2 separate regions of the Homo sapiens genome follow, and region 1 is linked to region 2. Evidence: chromatin contacts called from ENCODE Hi-C or POLR2A ChIA-PET data. All regions are on one chromosome and are shown on one strand. Each heading gives the region's core, a stretch centred on a gene start or an enhancer-like site at or near the end of the contact. The rest is flanking DNA. Distances are from core to core; before and after follow the strand shown. Region 1 overlaps SPIRE2 (spire type actin nucleation factor 2). Region 2 holds the start of CDK10 (cyclin dependent kinase 10).

What was found. Hi-C counts contacts between places; a loop is a spot of excess contacts on that map. ChIA-PET counts read pairs that join two places held with the same protein, here RNA polymerase II (POLR2A). Pooled maps may share reads with other maps.
Region 1: a pooled map shows a loop between it and region 2 (1.9-fold over the local background). The contact joins the enhancer-like site here to the promoter of CDK10 in region 2. A Hi-C loop is called at or near these places in 1 of 50 pooled maps. POLR2A ChIA-PET finds 5 or more read pairs at or near these places in 3 of 52 experiments (GM12878, H1 and common myeloid progenitor, CD34-positive).

Annotation. Positions count from the first base shown.
Region 1 is chr16:89,842,435-89,846,863 of GRCh38, forward strand. It overlaps SPIRE2 (spire type actin nucleation factor 2), which reads left to right. Exons shown (of 15, transcript NM_032451.2): 2 at 2,888-2,931. Among named protein-coding and RNA genes, the nearest start is that of SPIRE2, 16 kb to the left of the region's middle. Within about 2 kb of position 3,180, at least 2 of the 41 ENCODE cell types and tissues checked have a DNase peak (open chromatin) inside an H3K27ac peak, as active enhancers do.
Region 2 is chr16:89,683,583-89,687,938 of GRCh38, forward strand. It overlaps CDK10 (cyclin dependent kinase 10), which reads left to right and starts at 3,107. Exons shown (of 13, transcript NM_052988.5): 1 at 3,107-3,215. The coding sequence starts at 3,129. It overlaps LINC02166 (long intergenic non-protein coding RNA 2166), which reads right to left and starts at 3,330. Exons shown (of 3, transcript NR_184152.1): 1 at 2,865-3,330; 2 at 1,228-2,093. RefSeq lists a silencer at 3,292-3,541.

The DNA of each region.
Region 1 (4,429 bases), core at 1,930-4,429, 160 kb after region 2:
ACTCCTGACCTCAGGTGATCCACCCACTTCGGCCTCCCGAAGTGCTGGGATTACAGGCGTGAGCCACCGTGCCCGGCCGTGAACATTTAATTTTGATACAACTTTTTTTGTTAACCTATGGAGTATTTGAGCCAGAGGCACAAACATTAAAATTATTCCAACCAGAAGCTTCCCATGCACTGAGGACCTCGCCTGATGTGGGCTTAGTCTGTGAAGGCACTGAAGGGCCAGCCGGCCACCAGTCAGCCCTTCCCCACAGGGCCCTGGTCTGTTCCAGGGAGCACCTTTGTTTGGGTCTGATGTCTTCCACCTTCCCATGGCCTCGGCCCAATCACAGCTGCAAACGTGCTGAACGCCCAGCGCGGGCCAGGACTGCCCAGGCCCTGGGGACCCACACCCCCACCGTGGGCCACACATTGTTCTATGAACTCCACTGATGCGGGGGTGGATTGCTTTCCATTATGTTAATGGAGCAGGCTCCCTTTATCTTTGGCAATCTTCCTGGTTCTTGATGGCATTTTGAAAATATTTGTGGAGTTAGCAGGTCCACTGAGCAGATGATTTCATGGCTTAGATATAGACGCATATATACATCTTACCTCATTCCAGAAAGAATTCCAGGCAGCTGGAGCTCTTGTTCTAGCACAGTCCCACCTGCATGCCCAGTTCAAGGAAGGCTGTAGAATCGGGTGGATGTTTTGCATCCCACCCAGCGCAGCATCTTGGGAACCCCGGGGGAGGAGGGTTGGGGAGCACAGACCCTGGGCCCCACGGCCTGGCCCCACTCCTGGCACTTATCAGCCCTGATACCTTGGAGCAAACAGATTCATCCTCCGGTCTCTGTTTCCTCATCTGTGAAACGGGAAGTGGAGCAACCAGCTCCAGCGTGAGCACCGGCAAAAGGCAGGTTCGCTCCCGGGCCTCCCTCAGGGCCAGGTTTCATCAATGAAATACGTGACTCCAGCTTCCACCTGCATTTCCACTCGGACTGTGGTTCTCTAAGAGGCATAAACAGTCTTGGGGGGACATCTCCAAATCGGTGGTCTCAGTCAGATGCCGACTTACCTGCTCTGCAAAGTCTGTCTCTCCCTCTGACCCGGGGTTTCTCATCTGACTGCTGTGATTTCAGTGTGCACAACCTCAGTCCCAGGCAGGTGGTGTGTCTCATCTCAGACCACAGGTTCTTTCCTGAAGATGTGCCTCGATGGATGGAGCTGCTGCCTTGCTGCCACGTTTTTTTTTTTTTGTTTGTTTTTGTTTTTTGTTTTTTTTTTTTTTTTTTTGAGACAGAGTCTCGCTTTGTTGCCCAGGCTGGAATGCAGTGGCGTGATCTCGGTTCACTGCAACCTCCACCCCTCAGGCTCAAGTGATCCTCCCACCTCAGTCTCCCGAGTAGCTAGGACTACATATATGCACTACCATGCCCAGCTATTTTTATGTATTTTTTGGAGAGATGAGGTTTCGATATGTGGCCCAGGCTGGTCTCAAACTCCTAATCTTAAGTGATCCACCCGCCGTGGCACCTCAAAGTGCTGAGATTACAGGCATGAGCTGCCGTGCCTGGCCTTTTTTTTTTTTTGAGACAGGGTCTCACTCTGTCGCCCAGGCTGGTGTGCACTGGTGCAATCTTGGCTCACTGCAGCCTCAACCTCCTGGGCTCAAGAGGTCCTCCCGAGTAGCAGGACTACAGGCACCTGCCACCACGCCTGGCTAATTTTTTTATTTTTATTTTTATATATTTTTTGAGATGCAGTCACGCTCTGTTGCCCAAGCTGAAGTGCAGTGGCATGATCTTGGGTCAGCCTCCACCTGCAGCCTCCATCTCCTGGGTTCAAGCGATTCTCACGCCTCAGTCTCCTGAGTAGCTGGGATTACAGGTGCTCTCCACTATGCCTGGCTCATTTTTGTATTTTGTACTTTTAGTAGAGATAGGGTTTCATCATGTTGGTCAGGCTGGTCTTGAACTGCTAGCCTCAAGTGGTCCACCCACCTCAGCCTCCCAAAGTAATTTTTTTTTTTTTTGAGACAGAGTCTCACTCTGTTGCCCAGGCTGGAGTGCAGTGGTGCAATCTCGGCTCACTGCAAGCTCTGCCTCCTGGGTTCACGCCATTCTCCTGCATCACCCTCCCGAGTAGCTGGGACTACAGGTGCCCGCCACCACGCCTGGCTAATTTTTTGTATTTTTAGTACAGACGGGGTTTCACCGTGTTAGCCAGGATGGCCCCGATCTCCTGACGTTGTGATCCGCCTGCCTCAGCCTCCCAAAGTGCCGGGATTACAGGCGTGAGCCACCGCGCCTGGCCCTCCCAAAGTAATTTTAAAATTTTTTGTAGCCACAGGGGCTTACTATGTTGTCCAGGCTGGTTTTGAACTCCTGGCTGCTAGCAGCTCTCCCACCTCGGCATCTCAAAGTGCTGGGATTATAGGTGTGAGCCACCACATCTGGCCTCCTACTCCACCTGCCCCTCCTTCACTCTTACTCCCAGCCATGTTTCCCTAGGGGCAGCCTCCTGCAGTGCCCGGGACAGACTGTGGGACCTGTTGGCTGCTCTCCAGCCCTGACTCGCCTTTGAGTGGTCACCATGGAGGGGCTGCTGCGTGGGGCACTGGGGGTCTGTCCACAAGCTGACCATCATCCTTCTGCAAGTAGGGGTTGCCTTGCTCTCCCGGCCCCTGTACCTGGGTGTCCTGCTTAGAGCCAGCTCGAGCCGGGCCTCATGGGTGTTCGTCCAAATGACCAAGTGGCTGGGCCTGCTGTGAGCTTTCTGGTGTTCCGGCGGAGAGTGGGGCTGTGGTGTGTGTCCCCGAGGGGGAGGTGGGGGGACAGCAGTGTTTATTGGGGTCCCGGGGATGCTGACAAATAACTTAACTCCCTCTTCTCTTACAGAACCTGCAACCATGGTCGTGCCACTAGCCAGCTCGGAAGCCCAGGTACTTTTTAAAAAATTCCAAGTATTACTTGATGTGTGTTAAAACGTACCTGCATCTTAAAATGTAAATCATAAAACATATATAGTTACACAGTTGTTTCAGGGAGGCAGGGTGCAGATGAAGTACCCAACAGGCTTAGTTGCAGGGACTGGATGAAACGCTGTTCACAGAGAGCAGACGTGGAGGAGACCGCCGGGGTGGGGAGGGTCCCCGTGGTGCTTCCGGCCTGGAGGAGGCAGTGGTGTTACTTCCTTCCACAGCTGCACAGATGAGGGGCACAGCTGACGTCTGCAGGGCCGGCCTCCCAGACACAGAGCCGGGGTCAGGGAGACGACTTCAGGTGCAAACAGGAAAAATCAGCCTGGTGACCAGTGCCCCGAAACCCCACCCGACCAAAACTGGAACCTCACCGCAGGGCAGGGCCTTCCTCTCCCATTCACCTGCCCTGAAGTCATGTCTGGAACGTCATGTTTCCACTTTCTACTGCCTTTTTAGTTTTCTTTCTTTGTTTTTTTTGCTTTTGTTCATTTTATTTTATTTTATTGTTTTGAGATGGAGTCGCGCTCTGTCGCCCAGGCTGGAGTGCAGTGGTGTGATCTCGGCTTACTGCAAGCTCCGCCTCCCGGGTTCACACCTTTCTCCTGCCTCAGCCTCCCAAGTAGCTGGGACTACTGGTGCCCGCCACCACGCCCGGCTAATTTTTTTCTATTTTTAGTAGAGACGGGGTTTCACCGTGTTAGCCAGGATGGTCTTGATGTCCTGACCTTGTGATTCACCTGCCTCGGCCTCCCAAAGTGCTGGGATTACAGGAGTGAGCCACCGCGCCCGGCCTTATTTTATTTTTTAATAGAGATGTCTCACTATGTTGCCCGGACTAGTCTCAAACTCCTGGGCTCAAGCCATCCTCCCACTTGGCCTCCCAAAGTGCTGGGATTACAGTTCTGAGCCACTGTGCCTGGCCTCTTTTTTTTTTTGAGATAGAATCTCCCTCTGTCACCCAGGTTGGACTGCAGTGGTGCGATCTCAGCTCACTGCAACCTCGGCTAGTTGCAGCGCAACCTCCGTCTCCTGGGTTCAAGCAATTCTCCTGCCTCAGCCTCCCGAGTAGCTGAGATTACAGGCGCATGCCACCACGCCTGGCTAATTTTTGTGTTTTTTTTTGTTTTTGAGACAGAGTCTCTCTCTGTCACCAGGCTGGAGTGCAGTGGCGTGATCTTGGCTCACTGCAACCTCCGCCTCCCGGGTTCACGCCATTCTCCTGGCCAGCCTCTCAAGTAGCTGGGACTACAGGCGCCCGCCACCATGCCCGGCTAATTTTTGTATTTTTAGTAGAAGTGGGGTTTCACCATGTTGGCCAGGATGGTCTCAAACTCCTGACCTCATGATTCACCCACCTCAGCCTCCCAAACTGCTGGGATTACAGGTGTGAGCCATCACGCCCAGCCTTTTTTTTTTTTTTTTTAGATCTACCCTCTTGTTGCCCAGGGGGAGTCCAGTG
Region 2 (4,356 bases), core at 1,857-4,356:
AGACTAGAGAGAGAAAAATTATGTTTCAAAATAAACTATAGTATACCTGTTATTAGATTCTAGCCTTGCCTAAGGTTTTTCAACTTTTATTATTTTCTCTTTTTTTGTTTGTTTATTTGTTTTTTCAGACAGGGTCTCACTCTGTCACCCGGGCAGTGGTGTGGTATCAGTTCACTGCAACCTCTGCCTCCTGGGTTCAAGTGATTCTCGTGCCTCAGCCTCCCGAGTAGCTGGGATTATTGGTGTGCACCACTATGGCCAGCTCATTTTTTTGTATTTTTAGTAGAGATGCGTTTCACCATGTTGGCCAGGCTAGTCTCGAACTCCTGACCTCATGATCCACCGGCCTCGGCCTCCCAAAGTGCTGGGATTATAGGCATGAGCCACTGCGCCGGGCCAAAGCCGTGCTTTTCTTAAAGCTCTGCGAACGAAAGCTAGACAACTTAAACCTCAGAAGAGAATAATGGTACCTATTTATATACATAAACCACTTTCACGCCTGCCTGCTGTGTATGGACTTCAGAGGAACACAGCCTACGTCAGTTTTCTAGGATTGTTCTCTCCACGTGCTCTTTGTTTTCTTTCTTTCTTCTTCCCTCTATTTTCCTCCCTCCCTCCCTTCCTTCCTTCCTTTCACAAAGTCTCACTCTGTTACCCAGGCTGGAGTGCAGTGGCACGATTTTGGCTCACTGCAACCTCCGCCTTCCGGGTTCAAGCGATTCTCCTGCCTCAGCCTCCCGAGTACCTGGGACTACAGGCAACCACCACCACACCCAGCTAATTTTGTTAGTTTTAGTAGAGACGGGGTTTCACCATGTTGGCCAGGCTGGTCTCGAACTCCTGACCTCAAGTGATCTGCCTACCTCGGCCTCCCAAAGTGTTGGGATTATAGGCATGAGCCACTGTGCCTGGTCACAACACCTGCATTTTCTTTTTTTTTTGTTTTTTTTTTTGAGACAGAGTCTCACTCTGTCACCCAGGCTGGAGTGTAGTGGTGTGATCTTGGCTCACTGCAAGCTCCGCCCCGTGGGTTCACACCATTCTCCTGCCTCAGCCTCCCGAGTAGCTGCAACTACAGGCACCCGCCACCATGCCTGCCTAATTTTTTGTATTTTTTAGTGGAGATGGGGTTTCACTGTGTTAGCCAGGATGGTCTCTATCTCCTGACCTCGTGATCGACCCGCCTCAGACTCCCAAAGTGCTGGGATTACAGGCATGAGCCACCACGCCTGGCCAACACCCCCATTTTGTATACCACACTCAACTCCCCCATTTTCTACATGCTGATCAAAACCAATCTGAATGGAGTCTAGGTCTGGCTGTGGGCTGTTGGGAAGAGGCCCCCAAATCTGGCCATCAACTGGCCGCAAAACTGGCCATAAACAAAATCTCTGCTGCACTGTGACATGCTCATGATGGCCATGACTCCCACACTGGAATGAGGGCAAGGAACACCTGGCCCACCCAGGGCGGAAAACCGCTTAAAGGAGTTCCTGAACCACAAACAATAGCATGAGCGATCTGTGCCTTAAGGACGTGCTCCTGCTGCAGATAACTAGCCAGACCCATCCCTTTATTTCCCGTAAGAAGTGCTTTTAATCTATAATCTATAGAAACAATGCTTATCACTGGCTTGCTGTCAATAAATATGTGGGTAAATCTCTGTTCGAGGCTTTCAGCTTCGAAGGCTGTGAGACCCCTGATTTCCCACTCCACACCCTATATTTCTGTGTGTGTTTCTTTAATTCCTCTAGCGCCGCTGGGTTAGGGTCTCCACGACCGAGCTGGTCCCGCAGTGGGCAGTGGTTTGGGCCCGACCGAGCTGGTCCCGCAGTGGGCGGTGGTTTGGGCCCGACCGAGCTGGTCCCGCAGTGGGCGGTGGTTTGGGCCCGACCGAGCTGGTCTCGCAGTGGGCGGTGGTTTGGGCCCGACCGAGCTGGTCTCGCAGTGGTTTGGGCCCTGCTTGCTCGACTGGATTTCAACAGTGAAGCCAGATTAGAGGACATGCTGGCTGCCCCGATCCTGGACCTGGACCAATGGTGCTTCCTAAACATTCCATGTCAACTTTTCTTTTTCCACCTTCCAGGGCTGGGCTGTGAAAGAGATTGGAGAGGCAGGTGCCTGTGAGAGAAGCTTCTACCAGCCTGGGAAGTCAGGTCTTCCATGAGTGAGGGGAGGTATCTACTTTGCCAAACCTTGTTAGGGAATGCTGACATAGCTGCCTCTTCCTGCCCAGAAGCTAAGCTTGAATGCCACCCCTCACAGAGCTTCTCTCCTGTCTTTCACTCACTCCTGCTTATTTCTGTGACAGAACTTGACAGCATGGACATTGCCACTTGCTTCCTTCAGTCTCCTGGAGTCCCCATGTCCTGAACACAGAGGAGGCACCCAAATGCTTGCTGAAGCCACATCCCTGGACCAAGTGACCTGACCCTCACCTGGAGGACCTTCACCTTCACCTCTCACCTGGAGGACCCTCTCACCTGGAAGACTCTCTCACCTGGAGGACCACCCCACCTGAAGGACTCCCAACTGGAGGACCCTCTTACCTGGGGGACCCCCTCCGCTGGAGGACCCTCTCACCTGGAGGACCCTCTTACCTGGAGGGCCCTTCACCTGGGGGACTCCCCCACCTAGAGGATCCTCTTACCTGGAGGTCCCCTCACCTGGGGAACCCCCCCCCCACCTAGAGGATCCTCTTACCTGGAGGGCCCTTCACCTGGGGAACCCCCCCCCCCCACCTAGAGGATCCTCTTACCTGGAGGACCCCCCACCGAGAGGACCCTCCCCCCCCACCTGGAGGACCTCCCCACATGAAGGACTCCCACCTGGAGGACCTTCTTACCTGGGGGAACCCGTCTCACCTGGAAGACCTTCACCTGGGTAATCGCCGTGGCCTCCCACTACGGCGCAGCCGGGTCGGCTGCCCGGGCTTCACCCTAAAATAAGGCCCGAACTGCAGCAGTCGGAGCCGATCCCTGGAGCCCAGCGCCTAGGGCGGACCCGCGGGAGCGTCTCTTGGTAACCGTTGCTAAGGAGAGGAAGCCCGGGAAGGAGCTTTCGCGCCTGCGCCGCGGGGCCGTCCGCGTCTGCGCCTGCGCGCAAGAGAGGCGGGGCCAGCGCTCGGCATGGCGGAGCCAGATCTGGAGTGCGAGCAGATCCGTCTGAAGTGTATTCGTAAGGAGGGCTTCTTCACGGTGCCTCCGGAACACAGGGTGCGCGGGGTGCCACCCGGGCAGCTCTGCCCGCCTCGCTAGCGGCACTGCCCGGCTGGGTCTGGGGAGCCTCGTGTCGCGCTGCCGCGCCGAGGCTTCCGGCACGGGCGGGAACGACAGTCCCAGAGTTCCCCGCGGCGGGGGCGGAAGCCGGGGCGGGGCGGGCTCAGGACCCCCGACAGCCGGTCCCTGGAGATCTGAGGGGCCGGGGCGGGCTCAGGGATGCCTCGCGCCCGCGGAGAGACGGGCCCGGGACTTGGGAAGAGCAAGCTCCGGGATCCAGCTCGGGCGCTGCTGGGTTCAGCGCCCGAGCTGGGCTTTGCAGGCTGAGCCGCGAGCCACTTGTTTGTGGGGAGAATTTACACCCGCGACGAGTTCGAGCTTGAAGGCTCCCGCTGGGCTTGGGCTGCATGGAGCGGGGTCCAGCGCTGCCTGGCGGCTTCACGCGAACCCTGGGCGCGTCCCTTGCGGAGGTGCCGGTGCCTCCCTCTGCAGAGACCAGGAGAGAGCCTCTGGGCGTTGGGCGGTGTTGCCCAGGTGCACGGCTGGTGGGGGTGGAGAGCCCTGAACTTTGGCCGCTGGTTTGTGTTTTTAACTGCTGGCTGGTGCTCTGAGAGGCCAAGCCACGTGTTCAGTAAGAATCATTAACAGATCGTGGCTGGATGACAACAGGAGCCACACTTTACTCATCCAGACGTGCAGCAGGCGCTCACCGCGTTGAGAGCCGTGTGCTGGACTCTGGGGTGAAGTAGTGAGTTGGCCTTTTCTTTTTTGTTGTTTTTTTGAGACAGGGTCTAGCGCTCTCGCCCAGGCTGGAATGCAGTGGCGTGATCACGGCTCAGTGCATCGTCAGCCTCCTGGGCTCAAGTGATCTTCCTGCCTCGGCCTCCCAAGTGCTGGAATTACAGGCGTGAGCCACCGCCCCCAGCCTGGCCTGGCATTTCTTTGAGTTCAGGAAGTGTGACAAGGATTTGGACACCCAGAAATAAGCGTGTCGAGAAGAGCACAAGCAGAGGATGTGAGAAGGGGAATTAAGGCGGGAAAGGGAGTTTGAGACTAGGCCATCAGTGAGTGACAGGCCAGATGCTTCTGACTCGGTCCCCAGGTGTCAGGAAGGAATCAGACTGAGGACAAATGCGGC